Linked DNA regions of Mus musculus: regions 2, 3, 4, 5 and 6 are each linked to region 1. A link is a loop called in an ENCODE intact Hi-C map of the cell type or tissue named here. Cell type or tissue: heart. All regions are shown on one strand. Region 1 overlaps Gm51489 (a long non-coding RNA gene). Region 2 overlaps Akap13 (A kinase (PRKA) anchor protein 13). Region 3 overlaps Akap13 (A kinase (PRKA) anchor protein 13). Region 4 has its middle 62 kb from the start of Sv2b. Region 5 overlaps Akap13 (A kinase (PRKA) anchor protein 13). Region 6 has its middle 33 kb from the start of Klhl25.

Evidence for each region. A loop is a pair of places that touch in the nucleus more often than their neighbours do. Peaks named below come from ENCODE experiments on the same cell type or tissue, not always from the same donor. Only the 100,000 strongest peaks of a DNase experiment are listed, where the experiment ranks them.
Region 2: a loop joins it to region 1, with 4 times the contacts of the local background. A loop is called at or near these places in 26 of 42 quality-filtered maps.
Region 3: a loop joins it to region 1, with 1.9 times the contacts of the local background. A loop is called at or near these places in 2 of 42 quality-filtered maps.
Region 4: a loop joins it to region 1, with 2.5 times the contacts of the local background. A loop is called at or near these places in 5 of 42 quality-filtered maps.
Region 5: a loop joins it to region 1, with 2.3 times the contacts of the local background. A loop is called at or near these places in 2 of 42 quality-filtered maps.
Region 6: a loop joins it to region 1, with 7 times the contacts of the local background. A loop is called at or near these places in 23 of 42 quality-filtered maps.

The regions. Positions count from the first base shown.
Region 1 is chr7:75,826,067-75,830,066 of GRCm38, reverse strand. All of the region lies in intron 1 of Gm51489 (a long non-coding RNA gene), which reads right to left. Among named protein-coding and RNA genes, the nearest start is that of Gm51489, 5.5 kb to the right of the region's middle. In heart, a CTCF peak has its summit at 1,984 (motif pointing left); no DNase peak of the experiment used is centred here; H3K27ac peaks cover 1,230 bases.
Region 2 is chr7:75,737,153-75,741,152 of GRCm38, reverse strand. Akap13 (A kinase (PRKA) anchor protein 13) reads right to left here. Exons shown (of 37, transcript NM_029332.1): 30 at 1,593-1,787. Among named protein-coding and RNA genes, the nearest start is that of AU020206, 43 kb to the left of the region's middle. In heart, a CTCF peak has its summit at 1,874 (motif pointing left); a DNase peak (open chromatin) is centred at 1,872.
Region 3 is chr7:75,637,506-75,641,505 of GRCm38, reverse strand. The region is part of intron 8 of Akap13 (A kinase (PRKA) anchor protein 13); the gene reads right to left. Among named protein-coding and RNA genes, the nearest start is that of AU020206, 140 kb to the left of the region's middle. In heart, a CTCF peak has its summit at 1,782 (motif pointing left); DNase peaks (open chromatin) are centred at 1,155 and 1,805.
Region 4 is chr7:75,369,073-75,373,072 of GRCm38, reverse strand. No RefSeq gene overlaps it. Among named protein-coding and RNA genes, the nearest start is that of Sv2b, 62 kb to the right of the region's middle. In heart, a CTCF peak has its summit at 1,981 (motif pointing left); DNase peaks (open chromatin) are centred at 922 and 1,982; H3K27ac peaks cover 755 bases.
Region 5 is chr7:75,566,687-75,570,686 of GRCm38, reverse strand. It overlaps Akap13 (A kinase (PRKA) anchor protein 13), which reads right to left. Exons shown (of 37, transcript NM_029332.1): 3 at 656-803. Among named protein-coding and RNA genes, the nearest start is that of Akap13, 110 kb to the right of the region's middle. In heart, a CTCF peak has its summit at 1,614 (motif pointing left); no DNase peak of the experiment used is centred here.
Region 6 is chr7:75,879,162-75,883,161 of GRCm38, reverse strand. No RefSeq gene overlaps it. Among named protein-coding and RNA genes, the nearest start is that of Klhl25, 33 kb to the right of the region's middle. In heart, a CTCF peak has its summit at 2,280 (motif pointing right); a DNase peak (open chromatin) is centred at 2,321.

The DNA of each region.
Region 1 (4,000 bases):
TTCTTTTCTTTTCTTTTCTTTTCTCTTCTCTTCTCTTCTCTTCTCTTCTCTTCTCTTCTCTTCTCTTTTTTTAAGGATTTATTTATTTACTTTATGTACTGTATATAAGTACACTGTAGCTGTCTTCAGACACACCAGAAGAGGGCATCCGATCTCATTACAGATGGTTGTGAGCCACCATGTGGTTGCTGGGATTTGAACTCAGCACCTGACTGCTCTTAATCGCTGAGCCATCTCCAGCCCGGCTTTCTCCTTTTCTTTCTTTCTTTTTTTTTTTTTTTTTTTTTGTTTTTTTTTTTTTTGTTTGTTTGGGTTTTTTTGTTTTTCGGGACAGGGCTTCTCTGTATACCCCTGGCTGTCCTGGAACTCACTCTGTTGACCAGGCTGGCCTTGAACTCAGAAATCCGCCTGCCTCTGCCTCCCGAGTGCTGGGATTAAAGGTGTGTGCCACCACGCCCAGCCAGCTTTCTCCTTTTCTAATGTGGGATTTCACCATCTCTCCTAGTTTGGTCTTTAACTTGATGGGCTCAAGTGGTCTTCCTACCTCAGCCTCCCTGGTAGTTGGGACTGTAGGCATATGCCACAAAACCTAGCTATTCTATCCATTTGATCATTTGCTCTCCCTCCATTCCTCTTTTTTCCCTTCCCCACTCCTTTCTTCCTTCCCAGAAACACTGAGAATTAAGCCCATATTGCTCTTGCTAGGAAAGCCCTCTACCCTGAGCTACTCCTTCAAGCCCTCCCACCCACTGATTTCCACTTGTCTTTACATATAAGGAGTGTTTCTTGTGAAGAACACACAGATGGTTCTTGCTTTCTATTTTCCTTTATCACACCAACAATTCTCTACCGTTTGTTTGTTTTTATTTTTCGAGACTGGGTTCTGTGTAGCCTTGGCTGTCCTGGAACTCACGCTATAGACCAGGCTGACCTCAAACTCAGAGATCCGCCTGCCTCTGCCTCCCAAGTGCTGAGATTAAAAATTTGAACCATGGGGCTCGAGAGATGGCTCAGCGGGTAAGAGCACCCGACTGCTGGTCCGGAGTTCAAATCCCAGCAACCACATGGTGGCTCACAACCATCCGTAACGAGATCTGACTCCCTCTTCTGGAGTGTTTGAAGACAGCTACAGTGTACTTACATATAATAAATAAATAAATCTTAAAAAAAAAAATGTTTGAGCCACCACTGCTCAAAAGAGTCATGTTATTCAGCTGCTTGCCCAGAGAAGTGACTTCCTCAGGTCTGTGTGTAGTGAGGGAAAGTGGCCAGAGGACGCTCTTTCTACTTATTGAAAATATTTTGCCAGCCAGTGGTGACGCACGCCTTTAATCCCAGGACTTGGGAGGCAAAGGCAGGAGGATTTCAGAGTTCAAGGCCAGCCTGGTGAGTTCCAGGACAACCAGGGCTACACAGAGAAACCCTGTCTTGAAAAAACAAAACAAAACAAAAAAAGGAAAACCATTTTTTTTAACAGTTTCTACTTCGAATCACTCTCCATTTTGTACCAAGCATTTCTGAGCCGGGCCTGACATCTTTCTAGCATGTCCTGGTGAACATCATGCTCTTTGTTGGGACTGTCCTTCACAGCTGTCTCTCTTCCAGGCTCCATACCTTGCAAAACACTGCCAAAATCTGAGTCTTAATTTCAGTGAAGAAACTACTTTAAATTATTAATTAACCAAACATTGTTCTCTGTGTGTGCATGATTCCCTCATGTGTGGGCACTCATCCCATGGTGTGCGTGCAGAGATGAGAGGAAACTCTGCGGGGGTTCTTGCTTGCTTGCTTGCTTGCTTGCTTGCTTGCTTGCTTGCTTGCTTGCTTTCCCTCTTTCTGTGAGTTCCAGGGATGGAGGCCCGTTCACTCAGCTTGCGAGGTGAGCACCTTTCCCCGTTGAGCCATTTTACCAGGCACTCTCTTCACTAAGGGCTCCATGGCTTACGGTTTCTCTTCATTCACTGCCCTCTGGCGGGGGAACAGGAAGTAGCAGCCTTTTACCATTTTGATCCTGGAGGGCACAAAGTCCATGAGAGAGCTGCTGAGATACTGCAGAACAGCGGGTGAGAACAGATACCATTTTCTCCTGCAGGCTGCTCTGGACCGTGCACGCATGGCCTCTCCTCTTGAATTTTGAGGTGCGGAGGATCCGAGTCATTTAGAAGTTACTTTAGGTTCTAAGACAAGTGGATTGGTTTGGTTTTGTTCATTTATTTTATGTATATGAGTACACTGTAACTATCTTCAGACACACCAGAAGAGGGCATCAGATCCCAGGACAGATGGTTGTGAGCCACCACGTGGTTGTTTGAAATTGAACTCAGGACCTCTGGAAGAGCAGCCAGTGCTCTTAACTGCTAAGGCATCTCTCCAGCCCTGCCCCCCCCCCCTTTGTTTTTAAATGTTACTAAGTATCATTGTGCATGAGTCACAAACATATGTAGAAGATAGAGGACAACTTGAGGGAACTGGTTCTCTCCTTCTACCAAGGGAATCCTGGCCTTGAACCTCAGCTTATCTGACTTGGTGGCAGGTGCCTTGACCTGCTGAGTCATCCTTGGCTTGCCTCTTCTTGTTCTTGTTGTTAGTATTCTATTTACTGGACCACACTAGGTTCTTGACTTGTAAGAGGATTAATGTTCAATTTTATTTTAATTTTGAAAATTGATAAGAATTTATGATTGCAAATTGGGACACGTTATTTGATTTTAAAGAGACACAGAGACACACACATACACCCATTTCTGCTCATGAAATCCAGTACTCTCCTGTCCCTGCATGGAGACAGAGCAGTTAGCACTACTTCCCCTCCACACAAACACACACACACACACACACACACACACACACACAAACACACCTTTTTCCCAGCATAGATGCCTCGGGCCCTTGGAGAGGGCCGACAAATGGGAGCACGGCCTGGTCCCCGAATATTACAATCCCTCTTTCATGACAGCACCCCCTTCCCTCCCGTGAGTAAAAATCAGCATTTCTGTGGTACAGATGGCTCCTGCCCTTGAAGGAAGCAGGAGCCAATATCCTTGAAGTGATAAAAAGCCCACTCTTGGACTATGAGAAAGAGGCAATTAAGTGTTCCCAGACAGCTGAGACCAGTTTGCAAAAATGCACCAGCCTCTGATAATGGAGTGAGTTTCTTTTTCCCAGGTCAGGAAGGCCCCTGTCCAGCTGCGCAGTCCACCCTGCTGTCTAAACAAATGTTATCAGGTTTGAAAGATAGCATTCCTTCACCGCCTCCCCAATCATGTCATGTAACACCAAAGCTTGATAATCCCAGCTTATGCATACATATATGTGTGTGTGTGTGTGTGTGTGTGTGTGTGTGTGTGTGTGTGTGTGTGTGTATGGTGTGTGTGTACGGTGTGTGTGTGTGTGTGTGTGTGTGTGTGTATGTTGTGTGTGTGTGTGTGTGTGTGTGTGTGTGTGTGTGTGTGTGTGTTTATCAAGCTTCTCAAGCCCCTAGACTGGATCATCACACTCCTAACCAGGAAAGGCTTGCAATCTGGGTCAGACTCATATACTAAAGACTCTCTCTTGGACTTGCAATTCCTGGCAGTCTCCTGAGATTCTCATGAACTGGGCATAACAATTTAGATACCTGTTTTCTGATTTGGGGGTTGGGGGTTGTTTAGGTTTTTGTTTGTTTGTTGTTTTGTTTTTTGTTTTGTTTTTGAGACAGGAATTCTCTGTGTAGCCCTGGCTATCCTGGAACACACTCTGTAGACCAGGCTGGGCTCGAACTCAGAAATCCGCCTGCCTCTGCCTCCCAAGTGCTGGGATTAAAGGCGTGCGCCACCACTGCCCAGCCAAACCTAAATGTGATATATCTGATCTTCTTGCTTCCACCTCTTGAGTGCTGGACTGACATACTTTTTTTTAAGACTGATTTATTTATTTTATGTATATGAGTAGCTGTACAGATGGTTGTGAGCCATCATGTGGTTGCTGGGAATTGAACTCAGGACCTCTGCTCACTTCGTCC
Region 2 (4,000 bases), 89 kb after region 1:
TCACCTAAACTAAGCCATCTTATCGACCCAATAGAGGTTATTCTAATTCTATAATAGAATATAGAATAGGGTATCCTTGAGAAAGAATACTCAATGTGGAAAACAGACAGACATTTGTAAGTGATAAGGTTTTAAAATAAAAAAGGCAACCTGTAATTTGTAATTTGATTAGCTCCATCCACTGAAAAGGACAACACAGTAATGTTTAAAACCTCACAGCAACTACTATATATACTATATCCCTGGTACCTAGATTTCGATCTTAAAATATTTTTCACTAAGAGACCAGAAATCTTGAAGGAATGAATTCCTTAACTCCTGGAAGCAAGCTCTGCACTGTGGCCAGTGGAGGACACTAGCTTTAAATGAGGTTGGGAACTGCTCAGAGATCTAGAACCCATGAATCCATAGTAAGTTTATTTTGGGGCTGGTGACTGATCACAAGGCCCCTCTTGCATGCAGAGCTCTATCTCTGAGCTACAACTGCAGCCTCATGACATGTGTACAACGTAGTGCAGGTACTAGCAGAGGACTGGCACACAAAGAAGACCCCCCCTCCCCCCGGCATTCAGCCTTCTATCCATCCCACGGTTCCTATTCCACAGAAACAGGGCTACCTAGGACCTGATATTTCCCTGGGAAAGAACCAGTACCACAGGAGCACACATTATGAGTAACGCAAGCAGCGGTGACTGCAAGATCTAGAGGACAGAAGGTACCATATGGAAACTCCAACTCATGGTTCAAAAAGCTCAGCTACTCCAAGGATAAAGTACAGGGCGAGCAAGGGGATGCAGGCTTGTAGGATGGCTCAGCAGGCACGCAAGGGTACTTTTATGCCAACTTGACACAAACTAAACTTATCTGAGAGAAGGGAACCTCAATTGAGAAAATGCCTCCGTAAGATGGGGCTGTGGGCCAGCCAGCAAGCCAGCAAGCAGCATCCCTCCGTGGCTTCTGAGTCAGCTCCTGCCTCCAGGCTCCTGCCCTCCCATGATGATGAACAGTGATGTGGAGGTGTGAGCCAAATAAACCCTCTCTTCCCCAACTTGCTTTTGGTCATGGTGTTTCCTCATAGCAATAATAACCCTAACTGAGATGGCAGGTCAAGGCATTCACCATGGGACCATGCCTGATGTTCACCATGGGGCCACGCCTGATGACCTAAGTTTGATCTCTGAGCCGTACATGGTAGAGAGAACGGACTCTCCAAGCTGTCCTCTAACCTTTATGTCCATGTCACAGTGTGGATTCCCCCCCACCCCACGTACAGTAAATACATTAACATAACTTAAAAATAAAACCAGAAAGAAGGGGAAAATACTTAAGTGATTATTAATGCACTTTAGGGAAGCTGCACCTGTTAGGAGGAAGTTAGATATGACGGGGACATGCAAAGGCTTTCAGGGTATCTGCCACATTTTATTTCTTAGCCTGCATAGTGCTTATAAGGGATATTTACTATAACTAAGGGATAGTTACTATACTGACACTGGGCAGTTTTTTATACTGGTGCTTTAGTTATTAATGGCAGGAACTGGCAGAGGACATTAGTGTACACACAGGAGGGGCCGATACTGTGTGTAAATTACCTTCATTTATTGCACTTTTCATCAGCGGTCCTCCTTTGAGAGCCTCCTCTGTGTTGGAGCGGAAGAGCACTCTCGGGCTGTGCGTTGGGGAGCAATCCTCTGGCAAGGGAGTGCTGCACTCAGTCATGTCCCGGAAAATCATCTCCTTCTCTTCCAGCAAGAGGAGGATCTGCTGGTCCTTCTGCTGAAGCTGTTCTGCAGGGCAAATGGAGAAACCACTTAAACTCTATGGAGCTGTGGACCACGAGATGACCGGGAGATGAGCACCACCTTGTGGCAGTTAAGGGAAGGGCCATGACAGGAGATGCCTCCCATCCTGAGCACAGGGTTGCTTCTGTACTTTGTGAAGCAGCAGCAGCACTTCTGATGTAACTGCTCTGCACGTTGTCTCTGCTCCCTTCTTGACTGTGGCTGTCTTTACCACAGTCTGGCACTGATGCCACGTTCCTGCAACCACCTTAATTACAGACCCTTATTTTAGGTCTTTTCCCACATGGATATTTATTTCCTCTTTCTGAAACACTCTACCTGTGCTGCCCTGAGGATATCAGTTTCTTCACCGGGCATTTTATGGGTCCTCCATCTGCAATGGAGTGGCACTGCTGACTGCCCTCTATATGCCCTACACACTTTCTTCCTGGGGCTCACACTCTCTGTCAACTGCCTCCCGTATGCTGATTATCCTCAGCAAGCACCCTTAAACCTACATTATTTTCTGAACGTCAGACCACTGTGTCACTATCACATGAGTATCTCAACCAAGAGGGTGCTATCAGGATAGCAGAAATGAGTCTTCCCGCTGACTGACCTCTAGTTTACGGTTTCTTCCTTAGCACTCTATCTTCCAGGATCCCCAGCTTGGTAAACCGGTATCTTTGTCTATCCTGTCCCATCACTCACATCCAGCTGCCTAGTTGGTATTTTTAATTTGTTCTTTGGCAATTTCATACATGTCTAAAGTGTATTCTTTTACCCGAATTTCTTTCCTACCTCTAGTATCTGATCCCAGGTAATTTTCCTACATTCATGACTTGCTGTTTTATTCTGAGTTTAACTAAGATCACCTTTGTGAGTCTGATGAGCTCCTCAATGGGCCTTAAGACCACAACTGCCCTTCCTCCCAATTCCATCAGCAGGGAAGGGTAGAGCCCCTATCCCTGATTTACTCTTGGGCCCCACTGAAGGCAGCCACAGCTGCTGTGGAGTACTGACTGTAACCACTGTGCCATGTCCAGAAACCAACATTCCTAGTGCTTCTCCCTGTCTTGAAGCTCTTACATTTCTTTTCTAGCTCTTCTTCCACCATGCTCCCAGAGCCTCAGAGGGAGAGGTATAAATGCTGTGCTCAGGGTTGAACACTCAATTGTCACTAACTTATTCTCTCCACATTGAACAGCCATGCATCTCTGCATTCACCAGTGTTCTTTGCCAACAGGCATCTCTGGTTGAGGCTGGCCGTAGCATTTTGATTAACAACCTTATTTCTTCGCCTGTCTGGTTACCTACTCATCTCTCACTAACTTATCCTAGAGATTTCCCGAGTGGTCCAGAAGCACCTCTACTTCCTCAAGCAATTCTCCTGAAAGGGTTCAATACTTGAAAACAGTTACATTAAGAGTGCAGCACTCTATTCCCTTTTCAGGTCTCAGCTCCTACCATTGACACGTAGACCCACCACTCCTGGCAGACAGATCAAGTTCTTTTCCATGTATCTGTCCTTTGGAGGCAAGATACTTTTTTTCCCAGATGTGATTTATGCAGCAGGTTCTGTGAGACTTACAGAGGCAGAAAGGGCAGATGCCACATATCATATGCGACCCACCAGACAGATCAATCTGTGTTCTGTCACTCATTTGTGTATCATCTAGCCAACTGCACAACAAATCTTAAGGAAGATTTTATCCTCGTCATCCAACAGGCTAGTAGACTTGATATAATGGGGGTCTGAAGTCAACCATCTTCCCTCCTCTCCCATCCATCAGTGTAACAGAATGGTGTCACTAACTCTGTTCACTTAACTCCTGTCTTATTTCTAACCAAAGAAGGTTTTTAAAAAATTCAACTAATATATAGTAAAGACAAGAAGACTACCAGGCTCTGCTGTTTGAATGAGAGGGAGTGCAGTACTAGCTGGCACTCTAGAGCTGAGGATGGAGGACCCAGAATTAAGGCCAGCCAGGATTACATAGCGAGACTTGTCTCACAACAAATAGAAAACAGGTAAGATTCTGGCTCAGTCATTAATAAGCATACACACACTTAGCCCTGGGATGTTTGGCCTTTGAGGGCTTCAACTGTGTCATCTACACAATGGGAGGCAGACAAGACTACATGAAACACTAGTGGGTAACTGAGAACTTCTCCAACAGTTCGTCCCTTGTCCCTGAGCCACCTCACAGTTCATCTGT
Region 3 (4,000 bases), 190 kb after region 1:
TACAACCTTAAACACCACAACAGAAAGGAAGTGAAGGGACTAAATACTACAGTTTCTCTCAATAATGCAAGCAAAGTTGGTGAAAGGTGTTTTCTTTTTGAAGCTGTGAAAGGGTAACGAAGGTCTAATGAGTCACCATTTCCTCAGGCCAGGTGTTTAAGGAGGCTAGTCTGCTTAGGAGAAAGCAACGGAGCAAACCCAGGTAAGGTGGCCAGTTCTTCACTTACCCATCTGTCTACCCAAACACCACTGTCTCAGCTCCCTCTAACACAAGCCTCATCCTGATCCCACCACAGGTCCATTAAAAGCATGAAGGTGGACAATGTCCTCTTTCTGGTGCTCTAGAGAGCAAGCCTCGCTCACACCGGCACCGTAGACAGTAAGCACATGATGCTTTTCAGTACAGAGGATGCTAGACACAGTAGACACAAGACAATTGAAGAGATGAAGTTGTAAATAAAATTCTTGCTTAAGCTAACCAAAAAAGCACGGGACTCTGTGCAGGAGCATACAAGAACTTTGATATCATGTGGTTTAAGGGCATAGGTCCAAAGGTCCAGGAGGGGCAGGCTTAAGTGTACAAAAAATCTGGCTGCCTATTATATTTTATGGATCAACTTTCACCAAGCTATAATTTAGAATCCCCTCTTCCCAATGAACACAAAGCTGTCTCCCCTCTGTTCTCAAATGGTTTGCTCCTCACTGCCTCTCCCTTCTGTTCTAATTAGAATCAAATGTTTCCTGCTTGCAAGTTCCCAAGCATCTCTCTAGAGAACCAGAGATGCTCTGGTCACTGTAAAGTCTTTCTGTACCAACTCGATCAAACTAAAGATGATCCATATCCATTCAATAGACATTCTATGCCCTGCAGAAGAGGCAAACAAAGAAATAAAACCCATGGACTTTGTCCTTGGAAACTTTACATAATCAGAGAAATGTTTCAAAACCATTATAATTTTCTGAATGACACCAGAGGACTGTTTGAAATAAATATATTAGCCTTTTTTGTCTGTTTTTTTTTTGTTGTTCTAGAAATCTAGATTTTTCTCTTTTCTACACATACAAGCATATTAAGGACAATTTAAAACTGTCCTTGCTAATCTGTTTCTTCTCAGAGAACAAATGCTCTGGGTGGGGCAAAAATGCTGTGGGTGGGGCAGAAAGTCTGTTTGCTTTCCCCTTTGGATGTGCCCAGCACTCCCCCATGGAAGACAGAATCTGTAGTCTGTGCTCTTACTGCTGATGCTACAGTTCCAAGTTTTTATCAAAAACATCTGGAACCACTGAACAGCTATTCTGTTAGGATTTTGAAACACAGCAACCAATCATTTCCCATCTAAACTCTAGCTGAAAGCTACAGATTTGAAGGAGATTTTAAGTGCATTTCTTTGTTCCTTCAAGTTTAGGAACTTGCAAGAAAACACACAGATTTTTCATAAGCATGTGAAATAGGGGTTATTTACAGTATCAGCTCTCTCTCTCTGTGATCGATAGCCCACTCTCTATCTATGACAAGGAGCACCAACCCCTTCAATAGAAGTAACAAGCACTCAGATTATCATGTCATAGGCCTGAGATGTACCAAGTATTCCAGCACAAGAGTCTACTACGAATTTTCACACACTTTACTACATTTCTACTCAGGAGTTAAAATTTTCTTGATTTAATACTTTACCCAAATTGTTTAGATCTTAGGGACTGATGCTGTGTGGTTCTTTGGTTCCAGTTAAAATAGAAGCTCACAGAAGTTTATTGCCAGGCTTCTGAATTAGGGCGCCACCTGGTGGAAATTCTGACACTAAGGGCCAGAAAACCTTGTGGCTCTTAGGCAGCCAAACCCCTCCTCCCTCCAAGCTCAAAGAGAATGAACATAAAAGAGTAATGCTTAACCCACAAGGATCAATTCAGCTAGGCAGGGAACATGGGACAACTGAGGTAAAAACCAAGGGGCGGTTCTCCTAGGTGAGCCACTCTCTGCGATCCTGAGCAAACTGGAAAGTATTAATCTGATGATCTGGATGTGGAGTTCTGGAATGTACAAAAAAAGTGGTTTGAAGCTGGGCCCACCCCAAGTTCTTTCTTGCTCTATTACTACATCCTATTATTTGGATACTGAGATTTGTTGTTGAACACCTTGTTACATAAAAGTTCATTATATGTGGACGAATGAATAGCAAAGTAAAGAGAATTGATACATTTTCTAAAAACCATTATTATTGCAGATTCTTATTTTTCACCTTTAGTCTTCCGATGAGATGGAAAGCAAAGGTTTTACTATGCTAAAACGTTTACACTCACCAGAATATCGCACATTCATTGATGAAAATTTGATTAGCATCTACTTAAGGAACACTTGTCTGATTAGAACAAAGTTTCCTTCCAATGAGATGTGAGATGTGCATAGGGAAAGAAGGGCTGCAAAGCCAACATCTCCACCCAGGAGTTCCTTTTAAATGTCAGATGTCAGCGTTTAGGCAATGAGAGGAGCCCTACTCTTTCCTCTCGGCATTTCACTGGACACAGACTCAAGGTTCAAGGAGGGACAATCAGTAAAATAGGGAAGTTAGTAGCAAGCGTCAGGAAACACCTTTGCTTGAACTCTTTACTGCCTTTGCAAGGAGGGGGAACCACCACATACAACATTCAGCTTGAAGCAGCAAATTGTTTAATAATAGCAACAAGTGAAATAAGAACAAAAGATGGATGGCTTCACAGAAAAGTCTCTTCATGGATAAACATTCTTTTCTTAGATATTAAGTCTTCTAGAACAAGACCACAAATGTCAAATCTCCCCACTAGCTATCTGATATAAAGAGGGAAGAAATCCCGCCAGGCTTGGTTGCAGAGGTCTGTAATGCCAGCATTGAGGAGCTGCAGACTGGAGGAGCAGGAGTTCAAGATCAGCGTGCCTTAAAAATTTTTAAAAAGAAGAAAAAAAATGAAGGAAAAAAGGGAAGAATGAAAGAAAGGGAAGAGATAACGAGAGGAAAAAGTCAGGAAGGAGAGAAAAAAGGAGGGAGAGAGAGAAGAGGGAAGAAAAAGAGAATAACAGAATTTCAATGGGAAAACCTGATAGTTTAGTCTGTAGAACAAGTTTCCTGAAGCAAGATGATACTGGTAGAATGCTTGGCTATGTCTCTTGTTCACTAAGAAATCAATCAATCAATCAATCAATCAATCACTCTCTCTCTCTCTCTCTCTCTCTCTCTCTGTCTCCCCTCCGTCTCCCTCCCTCTCTGTGTGTGTGTATGTGTGTGTGTGTGTGTGTGTGTGTGTGTGTGTGTATGTTTGTTCCAAGAAAGACCAATAAGGTGGCCAGGTATGGTAACAGACATTTGTGAATTTGTGATCTCAACTATTTACTGCTACTTTTTAATTTTCCAGCAGTGTTCCTTTGAGGCCTGATCAAGAGAGTATCACACAAGGGCAGTCTTGCACTGGCCAAAACAAAGCAAAACCTATTCTTTCCACCTCTTACCCCCACCCATCTCAGTGGTGATGGTGACAAGAATTTCTTCTCAGATGAAGACATCTGGCTTCAGTAACTAAGAACTTTTATTCCAACAAAACAAGCACAAACAATATACTTCCATTCTGTTTCCCCTCTAAGGTGTTAATAATAAGAAGGGCATGCTTTCTCCACACTTTAGTCCTTTCCAATGCATTGCACAACAGTTCTGTTTTTGTTTTGCTGTTTGCATACACAGTGATACACTAGGGCTAGGAATGCTAAGTGCAAAGCTGCTATAGCAGGCAGAGGAAAGACAGCAGATCAAAGGAGCAGTGGTGAACCCACACACCTATGGTCACTTGATCTTCGACAAGGGAGCTAAAACCATCCAGTGGAAGAAAGACAGCATTTTCAACAATTGGTGCTGGCACAACTGGTTGTTATCATGTAGAAGAATGCGAATCGATCCATACTTATCTCCTTGTACTAAGGTCAAATCTAAGTAGATCAAGGAACTTCACATAAAACCAGAGACACTGAAACTTATAG
Region 4 (4,000 bases), 460 kb after region 1:
GTTACAGGGCGAGACAACACGAGGCCGGAAGAAACCTCTGAGATCATCTGGTTCAGATCATTTTCAGATGGGTGGGGTGGCCATATCCAGAAGTTCCTGGAACAGCCTCAGTTTATGCCAGTTGTGCCAGAGTAATAATGGCGAGAACTGCCTTTCAGAATCTCAACGTCTCATTGGAGATAAGCATCATCACTTTATTGATGAGGAAATGACATTTCCAGGGGCTAAGTGAGGTTTCCCACTAATTAAGACTAGTTAATGTTGACGGCAGCGCTCCCCAATCCTGATCCTAGGAAATCCATCCAAGTGTGAAACTATTTGAAATATTTTTCTTATTAAGTATGATGTGAATTTATTACTAACTAAACACCTGGGGAACTGAAATGAAGACTTAATTGGATTTTAGACACAAAGCTCGGTGATCAAATTATTGATGACAGAGCTAAAGTAAACACTGGGGATGAAGTAATTTTTGAAAACTCATGCAAATTTCCTAAGTGCATCACATGGCCAGACTTCAAGTCTTTTCAAGTCTGTTTATTACTTTCTGGTAGCAGAATGACATGATCTTAGTTTCATTTATTTTCTCTGTTTCTCCAGACTATATATTTTCTCAATGACTATATATTTTACATATTATTGGAAAGAAAATAATTGGATTAATGGTTATTCTAAAACGATGACATCTTCCTGCACCTGTCACCCAGTTGCATGGGAGTCAGAGTCACTGCATGCCTGGTCCCTTTCCATCTGTGATCTCATGGAATCCTCACAGAAGCCCCATATGTTGTCAGTTCGTGGTGTAGATGACTCTGAGGGCCCCCAGGAGGTAGCCTGTTTAAGGGCAGAGAGAGCATGTGGGCCTGGGAAACCACATGCAGCCTGTCTGCTGTGCGAGTCCATGTGAGAAAGCCACATCCTCTAATCAGCAGACAGGGCTGTGACTCTCACAGCAGCTGCATCTCCTCCTCTTCCTTCCTAACTGTGCCCCCGTCCTGGCCCAGTCCTTCAAGTCGGATGGTGATTTAACCGACCAAATGTCTTCCACACAGATATAGATAGCAAGGGGCCAAGATCCGGGGACTGTGGTTTCATTAAAAATATATTTTTATTTGTTCTTTGACAATTTCATAATTTAGACAATGTGTCTGATAATAGCCCTGCTCCCCACTCCTTTCTCCAGAGTCCCCCACACGTGTCCTTCCCCTTTATGTCCCTCTACTCTTCTTCCTCCTTCCCTTCCTCCTCCTCCTCCCCCTCCTCCTTCTTTTAAATAATCTACTGAGTCCAGTTAGTCTTACCAGTATGCATATGGGCAACCCAGCAAGGGCCAGAGGAAAAATGACTTCTCTTTCTGTAACAACCCTTACCTTAGTTGTCAAAATCTCCTCAGCTAGTGCTGGGCCTGAGCCCACCCCATTCTTGGATTCATGTACTTAGTGACTGGCTTGGTTTTGTGCAGGTAACTCTAGCTTCTTTGAAACACACACACACACACACACACACACACACACACACACACAGAGAGAGAGAGAGAGAGAGAGAGAGAGAGAGAAAGAGAGAGAGAGGTAAATATAATAAAAAAGAAAGCAAATACCAATTCAATCTTTCATGTCCCATCAGAGGTAGTTTTCCTTTGGGTATCTACTTTGAGACATGAAAATTAAACCGAGTTAGTCACCCTAACAAGGAGGGTAGGGTAGGAGGGAACAGTAGCTGGGGTTACGGGCAGAGGACACTGGGGTAGGCATTTCTGTGTCCGGAACCCTGGAGAGACTGATTTCACTGTAGCGGTCACTGACAGACCTTCCAGACCCATCTGTGTTTATACGATTTAGTAAATCTATGACATCACTATGCAGGGCTGTTTCAGATTATATACTAGAATGAGGATGTTCTGTGTTCAGAGCACAGACTGAGTGAATCGCCTGGGCAGGTTTCTTCTCCATCATCTCAGTTCTCTTCTGCCATCTGCTGGGGCAGGCACTCTACAGCATGGAGAACCAGGGAAGAGCTTGTCGCAAGCCCCTGACAGTGATATATCCAACAGCAATACGCTGAAAAGGCTGGAGAGGCAGGCTTTACACCATCCTGCCTTCCTTTCCCAGCAGATCTTCTGGGGTTTTCAAAGATTAACATAGTTCCTAGTATTTTTTAAATGTAACAGCCTTATAGTAGCAGCTGTTGCTACACTTGAAACATTTTAAACAGTATTTTATAAATGACACAGAAGCACACAGGTTTGAGTTTAAAAAAAAAAAAAGAGAAACAGAAGCGCAGAGATTGAGGAAGTGGAGCCACGAGCTGGCAGCGGAGCCCCACCAGAAGCTTCCTTGACACTGGGGTACACACTTTTCTCACAAAGCATTGCAGAAAATAAAAGCAAGGAAGAGTCCCAGAGAGGTGAGTCAAGCTGCTGTTCAGTGCACGAAGGAAGGCTGTGGTCCAAGATCCTCAGCCCTCAGATGGCAGGGAGTAGGGGTGCGTAGGGTGGACCTAGCAGCACAATTTCCCACACGCCTTTCAAGGTCAATGCCAGGACAATGAGAGACATTTAAAAAGTCACTTACTATTTTTATTTCATACGTATGAGTGTTTTGCCTGCATGGGTGTGCACCACCAGCACTGTCTCTGAGGCCAGTGTTCCCCGAGCCATGTTCCCAACTCCTCCCCAGTTTTCCTATCTTCTCTCCCTGACCCTCTTGTTAACACCCTTCTTCCCAGCAAGTGCCCTTCCTACTTCCATGTCTTTTTAAGTTTTAACATGGTTGTTCCTTACTGCGTTTAAGTTTGGTTGCTTTAATGAGAAAGGTTGGGGGAGTTATTAGCTTGAGCAAGGACAACTTGCCACTGTCCACACCACTGAGGAATGTGACTTCTACCCCTGCAATCATTACTGCCCATCGCTCCTCAGGGAGAGGTGGGGCCTCATGAGCTCGCCCACCACCCACAGGGAATGTTAGTGGGCCCTGTCTTGTGCAGATAGCCACAGTTGCCAGGACTTCATAGGTACCGCAATTATGTGCAGAAGACAGCATGGATTTCATAGCACCCCGCTCCCACCTTCAGGCTGTAGCTCTTACATTATCTCTGCTCCGTCTTCCTTAATGTTTCATGAGCTTTGGAAGGGTGATATAGATGTTCCATTTAGGGGTGAGTGCTCAAAAGTCACTTGATTGGTTAGGAGTCTCAGCATTAACTACTGCCCGTTGCAAACAGAATGGTGCTCATCTGCAGCCACTGCCATTTTTGTTAACATACTTAGTAAAGGCAAGGAAGCCAGCACACTAACCTTTTCTCACTTAACTTCAAGTCATGCAAATACTCACACTTGGTACTGTTAAGAAAAACATTCTGATCAAGCCACAAATCTCCCTTATTAGTTTAATGTCTTTCCAAAAAGACAGCTGTAGTGAGGAGTGTTGCTTCCAGACTCCTGTGTGTTTACATAAATATGTGTGTTCCCATAGCAACACAGAGCATTGTTTAGTGTTACACCCACTTACATGAAGGATACCTTGCATCTTCAGCCGAGCCAATCGCACTGCCCCCACACTGGGAGGGGCAGTTGATTAGCGATGGGGCCTCATTGGAAACTCCCTTTATAAGCAAACGCCCACATGTCCTGAGCCCCAACTCCTCAGGCAGCTCTTGTCAGGTTCAATATAGCCTTCTGTCTTGTCTTTTTAAAATTCCCATTATTATAGGATTCAACACAAGCTTCAACATTTTAATAATTAAAATTACATTTATGTATTTGGGGGGTGGTTGTGCGTGTGTATATGCATGCGTACGTGTGCGTATACATGTGTGTGTGTGTGTGTGTGTGTGTGTGTGTGTGTGTGTATGCATGTGAGACAGCCTTGATTACGGAGGTCAGAGGGCAGCTTGCAGCAGTCAGTTCTCTCCTCCCATGTGAGTTCAGGCCAGGAACTCAGATTTCAGGATGGGAGGCAAGAGCTTATACCCACTGAGCCATCTCTTCAGCTCATTAAAACTT
Region 5 (4,000 bases), 260 kb after region 1:
TTGATAGCTTCATTATTTCTCCTTAAAGAATAATGGTAGAATTAGTCTTTCTCTTTCAAATCTCAGGATTAACAAAGACACTGTGCACCCCAGACATGAGGTATGTATTATTAATTAGGTTTTCTGTTTTGGTTTTGTCACTGTGAAACTCACAATAAAATAAATTCTGAAGCATCATCATGATAATCACATGAGAATGTATACCTCCCATGTAGCTCTCAGTTTTCTCAAGCTCTAACAAATTAGTGGGTTTGTTCCTTTTTTTTTTTTTTTTTTTTTTTGCTGATCCTAATACTGATACCCTTCAATTTGTAATGTCACTTTACTTCTAGGTAGGTTCATACGTGTGTGGAGCAAACAAAAGCACTAGCAATATACTTAAAGATCTAACAACAGCTGTTAGGTGAGCACTCTGCTTTGCTCCTTCTATTACTCTATACTAACCAAATATGTGTGCGTGTGTCCCCGTCCCCACCAAGAATAAAGAAGCCCAGTATATTATATAGGCCAGCAATCCCAGCACTCAGGAGGCTGAGGTAAGAAACAGAGTTTCACGCCCAGGTTTAGCTGTTTGCTACCAAACTTGGTCTCAAAATAAAGAGCAAAATTACAAATAATTGATGAAGGCTAGAAAAGACACCATTTAGATACTTACCAGGAGCAATTGTCTCCAACGTATCAGAACTGACTTTCCGGGTACTTGTGCAGTGATAGAGGGTAGAGCCAGAAAATATCAAGTAAAAAATAGCATCATCTTCAACTTTGTCCTCTTCAGCAAGCAATACTGTAACAACACAATCGCCCTGGAAAAGAGTCCACAAGTCTGTATTAGTAAGGTTCCTATTGGGAGCCTGCTAAATTTTACATCTCATAAATTACTACTAAGTCTATCCATTTCCCAACAAAGGTGAGGGTATATAGATCTGCTTTGAAATGGTAACGTGTGCATTCAAACTCCACCTACAAAGATTGACTTAGATCCATCAAACTTAACTTTCCTGGACTTGTATAAATGGAAACAACCCTTCTGCCTTTAGAGTTGCTATATGAAACTCATGAGCAGAGTGGACTTCCCATCTATTTAAATAAAAGGTCACTTTGAATAGCCTGTGCCTCTCGATCATCTGACATCCCTGTTCTCCTCCTTCACTCAGCCTTCCAGGAAGCCTTTAAAACGAGGTAAGTGTCATGCCAGTAACTATGCAAACAACTTCACAACTATTGAGGATGACAAACATCTTTGTCTGCCAGTTTCAAATACTCTATCAGTTTTTATAAGTTGGCTTTAAAAAAAAAAGCTAAAGCTTGTAGTTAAATATACACTGTGACATGCAGCCCTAATTAGCATTCTTCTCAAATATAAACATAATTTGTGCTATAACCATAAGCTAACAAGAACAGGGAAAAAACCTTTAACACATCAAAGCTTAGGGTACTGAGATTTAATATTCTTCAAATCTTAATAATGAAGTACAGAAACATCAATTTAGGAAAAAAAAACCTGGACATTTTAACATAAAATTGGGGAAAGAATTATCATTTAATTTGTATGTCTTCATCTTTTTCATTTTAATCAACAACAAGGTATGTAAGGGAATCATGCCACCCTGTGGCCACATTACTAAACCCAGAATCAGTAGAGAAGGCAGCATTTTGATATATGCTGAAAACTTAAAATTATATCATCAAACCTAAGGTTAAGTTTAATAAATGTTAAGAGCATGTTGACTTTATAGACTGAGTTCAAAGTGTTTCCTGGAGCATAAATGTTGTTTTTATTTTATACCCAGTGCTCAAGTCCACCGAATTCGACACATAAGTCAGAATGAACCATAACCCCAAATAAGCCATAACTTATTTGGCTATAACTGGAACACTCCAAAGCACCATAACACAGAGCTATTATGGTCAGAAATGAATTATCATTAGTTTTGATCACTACTCCAAATTGTAGTTTGGCCTTACATACACGCCGTTCTCTGGAAATGATTTTAAAAGGCTTAAACCAGAGAAATGTCATCCTTTAGTATGAGCCAATCAGCTTGAATGTCTGAGGCACAATGAGAACAGTCCATTCTCTGTAGGTACTGAAGACCCCTCATGTTCTACAAATAAAACCAGAGAAGTTTCATCTTTTCCTTCATGTGCTGGAAACTAAGACCTATGGCCCACACCCTCTGCCTCTAGCTTGCTTTGTTACGTAACTCCATGCCACAGCTGTGCCCATTCATCCACACTTACACGCTTGCCTACACCTTCACACGAGAGGAAGTCCACTCGCATTTCTAACTGAAATTTCTAACTTAGATTTCTAAACTGGCACTCTAAGACAGAATCCTTCTTTTCAGACCCCAGAACTTCTCTCACATGAGGAGGGTCTTCTTGCTGAGGTTCTGTCTGTGCCCTTACTAGTTAATTTGGGGCTTCCTTTCAATGAGGGCAAGAGGTGGCTGACAAAAGCAACTGACATCCTTTTAACAAAGCATTAATACAAAATTACTAAATTCTGAATTGTTTTCATACTTTTAACCTATACCCAAGAGAAGAGAACAAAGCTTTACTAACCTCAAGGCAATTCAAAGGCTGAGTTCCAAAGGCACTTGGAACTAAATGTAGTTGATTCCCTCTAATAGTAACAGAGAGCAAACACACTCCACATTTCCCAGGTGCATAGAACTCCTATTTTATGGAAGTTCACGAGTTACCTAGTGTTACTGGAGATGACTCTGAAAGATCAAGCACGCGGGCTTGGTTGTATGTAGGAGAAGAGTCTCAGATCTCCGTCAGAACTTTTATCCAGGTGACTGGTTACTTGATCTCTACTCTCTGTGAGAGAAGCTCTGATCGATCACTCTGTTGTTCAAAACTAGGCCCAACTCTCAGAATACACAGGTTGACGAGTCTGGTTGAACAGCTAACAAGTCTGCCACACTGCTAACTACACAGATGAGCTGAATAACAAAAATAATGGTCAAGATATTCTCAATTACTATTTTAGTCAGACCCAACAACAAGAAAAGACTGCACCTATGCCATCAATCTCCAGCAACATAAGCCTAAGAAACAGTGCAGCCCTTACAAAGACAAAAATTTCCCTCTCTTCATTAATGAGAAGTGTATACTTGAGTTTGATCATTTTTAGGGCCATAATTTCACAATAACTAATGAGAAAGGTAGTCTATATTAGGCATTATCTTATAAGCATAGATGATCTCCCAAATAAAAATGTATAGTGATTAAAAAAACTGCTTAATTATCCATAAAAATGGGTTTTTAATATAAGGATTTAAAAAAAACTAAAGAATTATAAATGGTGGGACGTCTCAGTTGCCCACATCTTTTACTTACTTATACAGAAGTTACTGTAGTAGTAGCAATGCAAGAATTACCTTATGATTTAGATAAAAACTGTTTTAACTCTGACTCTCCACCAGAACTCCAAGAATATGTGTTCTTTTTCCATACCAAAGATTGCCTCTCTACAAGACCTTGGCAAAGACTCTATTCCACAAAATACTAGTCACCTAGGACCTTTCTTCAATAAGCAGGAATAACTTGGGGGAAGGAAGTAATAGAATGGAAAAGAGCTATGCATTTCAGAAGTGAATTAATTATACTGTAGAAGTGGACTGAAGAGACAGTATGTGGGAAACAGGGTAAATAGAGATACAGGAAAATGAAGAAGGAAATTTGGGGGGAAGAAATGGTAAAAGAGAGAAATCACTGATGTCTTATATAATGTTGGCCACACATATCAGAAGGTAAGTTTGGTCAGCAGTAAGATGACTATGGCAATAGCTTGGGCCAACTCATGAGAGTCAGCTGTTAAATTTCTGGGAATTCTATAAGCCAACTGCAGAGCACAATTATTATTAGAAATTAAACTTACAAATAACTAAAATAGATTAATTAAAAGCATATATAATACCTAAAAGCCCTGTATTATTAAGGCTACATCATACTATAATATCTTGAGATTTACATTATGGTCTGCATATGG
Region 6 (4,000 bases), 53 kb before region 1:
GAATAAAAGGATGAACAAAAGACTCCAATCAAATGGGGCCAGGACACAAGCAGGCATCGGTATACCAATATCTGACAAAAATAGACTTCAAATTAACATTAATCAGAAGAAACAAAGAGGGGCACTTCATTCATCAAGGGAACCGTTTTCAAAAATATATTACTATCTAAACTCAGGGGCACACAACTTCACTAAAAAAATTACTGCCAGATTTAAAGACACAGATTAACTTCAATCCTTTAATAGTAGGTGTTTTTAATACCCCACTTTTCCAGTAGACTGGTCATCTAGACAAAAAAATAAACAGAAAAACATCAGAATTAATTGACACCATACAACGACTGGACTTAACAGATGCCTACAGAATACTCCACCCAAATACCAAACAATGCCCAGGAGTACACTGAAGCTAGGACAGATCACATCCTGGGACACAAACTAATCTTCACAGACTCAGAAAGATTGCGACGACGCCGTGTAGCTCACCTGACCACAAGGCAATAAAACGTGTTGACACACAATAAAATCGACAAGAACTCATGCAGAATGAACAGTTCATTACTAAACGATGGATGGGTAAAAGAAGAAATAAAGAAAAAAAAGTGAAAATTTCCTTGGAACTAAATTCAAATGAAAACATACCACAAGCAAGCCTCTAGGACTGAGCACCGTCCTGGGGGAAATTTATAACTCTAGGTGAATATGTTTTTAAAAAAAGAAATTAGGAAGAGTAAAAATAAGTGACAAATGAAACAACTAAAAAAATTGAAAAAAATAAGAACAAACCAAATACAAACCCAGTCAAAGGCGAGAAATGGCAAAAAAAAACAAAAAAAAAAAAAAAACAAAAAAAAAACACAATAACCAGAGATGGGACTGATGACATAGGAACAAACAAACAAACAAAATCAAGGAATCTAAAACCTGTTTTCTGAGAAAATAAAGAAGACAGACAGGTCTGTGGTCCAACTAACCAAAAGAAAGAAAGAATGAAAGAGAGAGAGAGAGAGAGAGAGAGAGACCTCCCAAACATCTACTACCCAAACCAGGTAAAGATAGAACATCAAAAGCGAAAGAAAACTACAGGCCAATATACCTGATGAACACAGACTGCCCCAAAAGGAAATGGAGTGTGGCTAAGACACCCGATGTCAATCTCATGGCACCTGTGGTTCGACTTTCTAAGTGTGTTCTGTGAGACTGTCAGGCTACAGCTACACAAACAGGACATTTTACAGGACTGCTTGTCTGTAAGATGGGATTTGAATGGTTATAATTTTAAATTCTGCTCTATCTACATCTGAAGAGACCAGTGAACTGTATACTTAGGGATGCTGCATGGAGCCACAGGACACACCCATCAGGTTTCACCTCTGCCCAGGTCACCCTGAGTCCCTTTGCTCATGGGACAAAGGATCAGGAAAAATGTTAGCAGCCCTGAAAGCTGCTCTAGTGTCTGAAAACCGGGGAACCCCTGCTTGGATAATCTCAGTCTGTGATGACATGTGTGCCCCTTCCAACTGCGGCTCTGTTTTCAGACTGACTCTAAAACTAAACCAGGAAATGAGGGTGGTGAAAGAAGACTGACACTCGCTCCGCCAGACAGTGGGTGCTGACTCAGACCGCAGAGGCTGAAACGCTGTTGCAGGTTAAGGGCTGCAAGTTTGCCTGCTCAAACATGAAACAGGTCATTTTTCTTATATTTACTTTTTTCTTTTATGAGACAGTGTTTTGTGATGTATCCCTGCTTTTTGTCATGGTAACCTTCTTTCTTCTTCTTAAGTCCTAGGATTATAAGTGTGGGCCACCATGCTTGGGTCAAAGATATGTAATTGTTCGTGCAAACCTTTTTAGTATACTATAACATCTCTTTGTGTTTAACTATTTTAACCACACTTTACTAAGAACAAGACATTTCTCTCATAAAGCCACATTCTAACTGTCAAAGACAGGAAACTGGGCAGGGGAGCAGCTCTCTTGGCGAATGCTTGCCTTGCGAGCAGAAAAGTTTACGCCTCAGAATCTGTATGAAAATTGGGCTTGGTGGTGATACCCTTTGGCTCAGAAGGTAGAGACAGATGGATACCTGAGGTTCGCCCACAAGATGAGATTAGCTTAATTAGTGAGCCCCAGGCCCGTGAGAGATCCTGTCTTAAAGAGCAAGGAGGACAGCTCCTGGGGAGTGACACATAACATCCACTAACATGAGCACAGACAAGGGAATGATGCCCTGCATCAAGCCTCCAAGACTGTGACAGTTCTAGGCTGACCTGTAGGGGGCAGCATCGCCTCGCTCCTCACTCCGGCCTTCCTTGGGCGTGGCTCCACTTAGTGCCCCAGGCTCTGCAGACAGATGGAGCAGCTTTCAACAAACTGCACTTTCCTGGGGATGGCAGCTGCATTCCCAGCTGCTTCCACTGCTGTGGTTGATCTTCTCCGTCTCTGCCACCTCAGATCACACAAGCCTTTCTGCCGCAGCCAGGGATCGCCTCCTTACAGAGCTCAGGGTCTGTCTGAGAACCTTGCTCCAAATTCTCTTACCCTGATTTTCATTGCATTGAAAGTATCAAGCGATCTCTTCATGCAATTTTAAGCTTGTGAAGGGGAACAAATGCGTTTTATATTCCTCTGACCCACCATCATCTCTGCTGGACAGCGTGAGCCCCTCAGACAGCATGTAGCTTGGTGCAGACAGGACAGGCATCAGTGTTTTTGCTGCTGATCGGGGTGGGGCAGGACAAGTGATAGGAATGTGGAACCAGGGGCTGCTCCATACCTAGGAGTTTCTCCACAGACCCAGTTGCTCCGCAACCCTCAGCAGCACAGATATTCCCAAGCGTCCCACTGTTAAGGCCCACTTCCCAATGTCGGTTTCCATTTACCTTCGAGTTCATGGAAGTTAACCCATGTCTCCTGGCTCTCACTGTCCAGGAGGTGTGAACAGCCCACTCTGTCCCAGGAGCCTTTCAGACCTGAAGGACTCAGAGGAGAGTCAAATGGAGAAGCCCTGGCAGATGTCAGGCATCTCAGCTACTTGGAAGGCTGAGGTAAGAGGAGCCCTTGAGCCCAGGGCTGAAAGGCCTGCCTGTGCAGCATAGATGGATCCATCTCACAAACAAATGAGTGACTAAGCCCAGAGTCACAGGCAGATAAGAGTGGAAAGACCTAAAACCTGGTCTGTTGCTATCCCTTCAGGAAACCTCAGGCCTTGGGGACAGCCAGGTCGCTGAGGGTCACAGTAGGAACACAGTACAGCTCTGAAGCTGGGCAGGATGGGGACTTTCTGTGTCACTGATGCTGGCGTGTGATGTTCTGAGGGTGCCTGTGGCTCTTCAACCTCTGGGCATCACTGTGGTTCCTTAGGCTTGCACTCCTGCATCCCATCATGGTTTCATCATCCTCACATCTCTTGTTCTGTAAGATGCTGCACTGTGTGTTGTAGCAGCTCAGACATCCTGCCCAGAGCTGCCGAGCTTCTTCAAGGAGGACCAAGGATGAGACTGAAGGTCTCTGGGAACCACTTCCTGTGCTCTGTGTTTTACCACACAGCCACAATTACTGTCTTTCTGAGGAGCAGGAAGAAGGCAGAGACCTTGGGTACCATTGGTGCCCTACCCTGTCCCTATGACCTTGTCTCTAAGAGAAGGGACTGGCTACAACATCACCTCATGGCATCCAAGCTGCACTCAATGAAACCGTGGACAAGCAACCCACACCTCCAGAGTATGAGATGCAGGCCTCCAACTCCAACCCAGGTTTGTTAGGTTACATAGCTCTAGTTTATGGGCTCTCTATTTGCAAGTATTGCTATTCTGTCATGAGACCTGTGTGGTCCCACATGACCCCATTGAGGGAGCTTCTATCAAATCGAGCACACACACAGATGAAGGGGCTTTTATTTCCTCTGAGATCACAGGCAGACTTTCTGCTTGTTGAACTATAAAGGACTCAACAAAAGTCACGAGGGCGGGGGGGGGGGGAGAGGTCAGTTCCAAGAGGA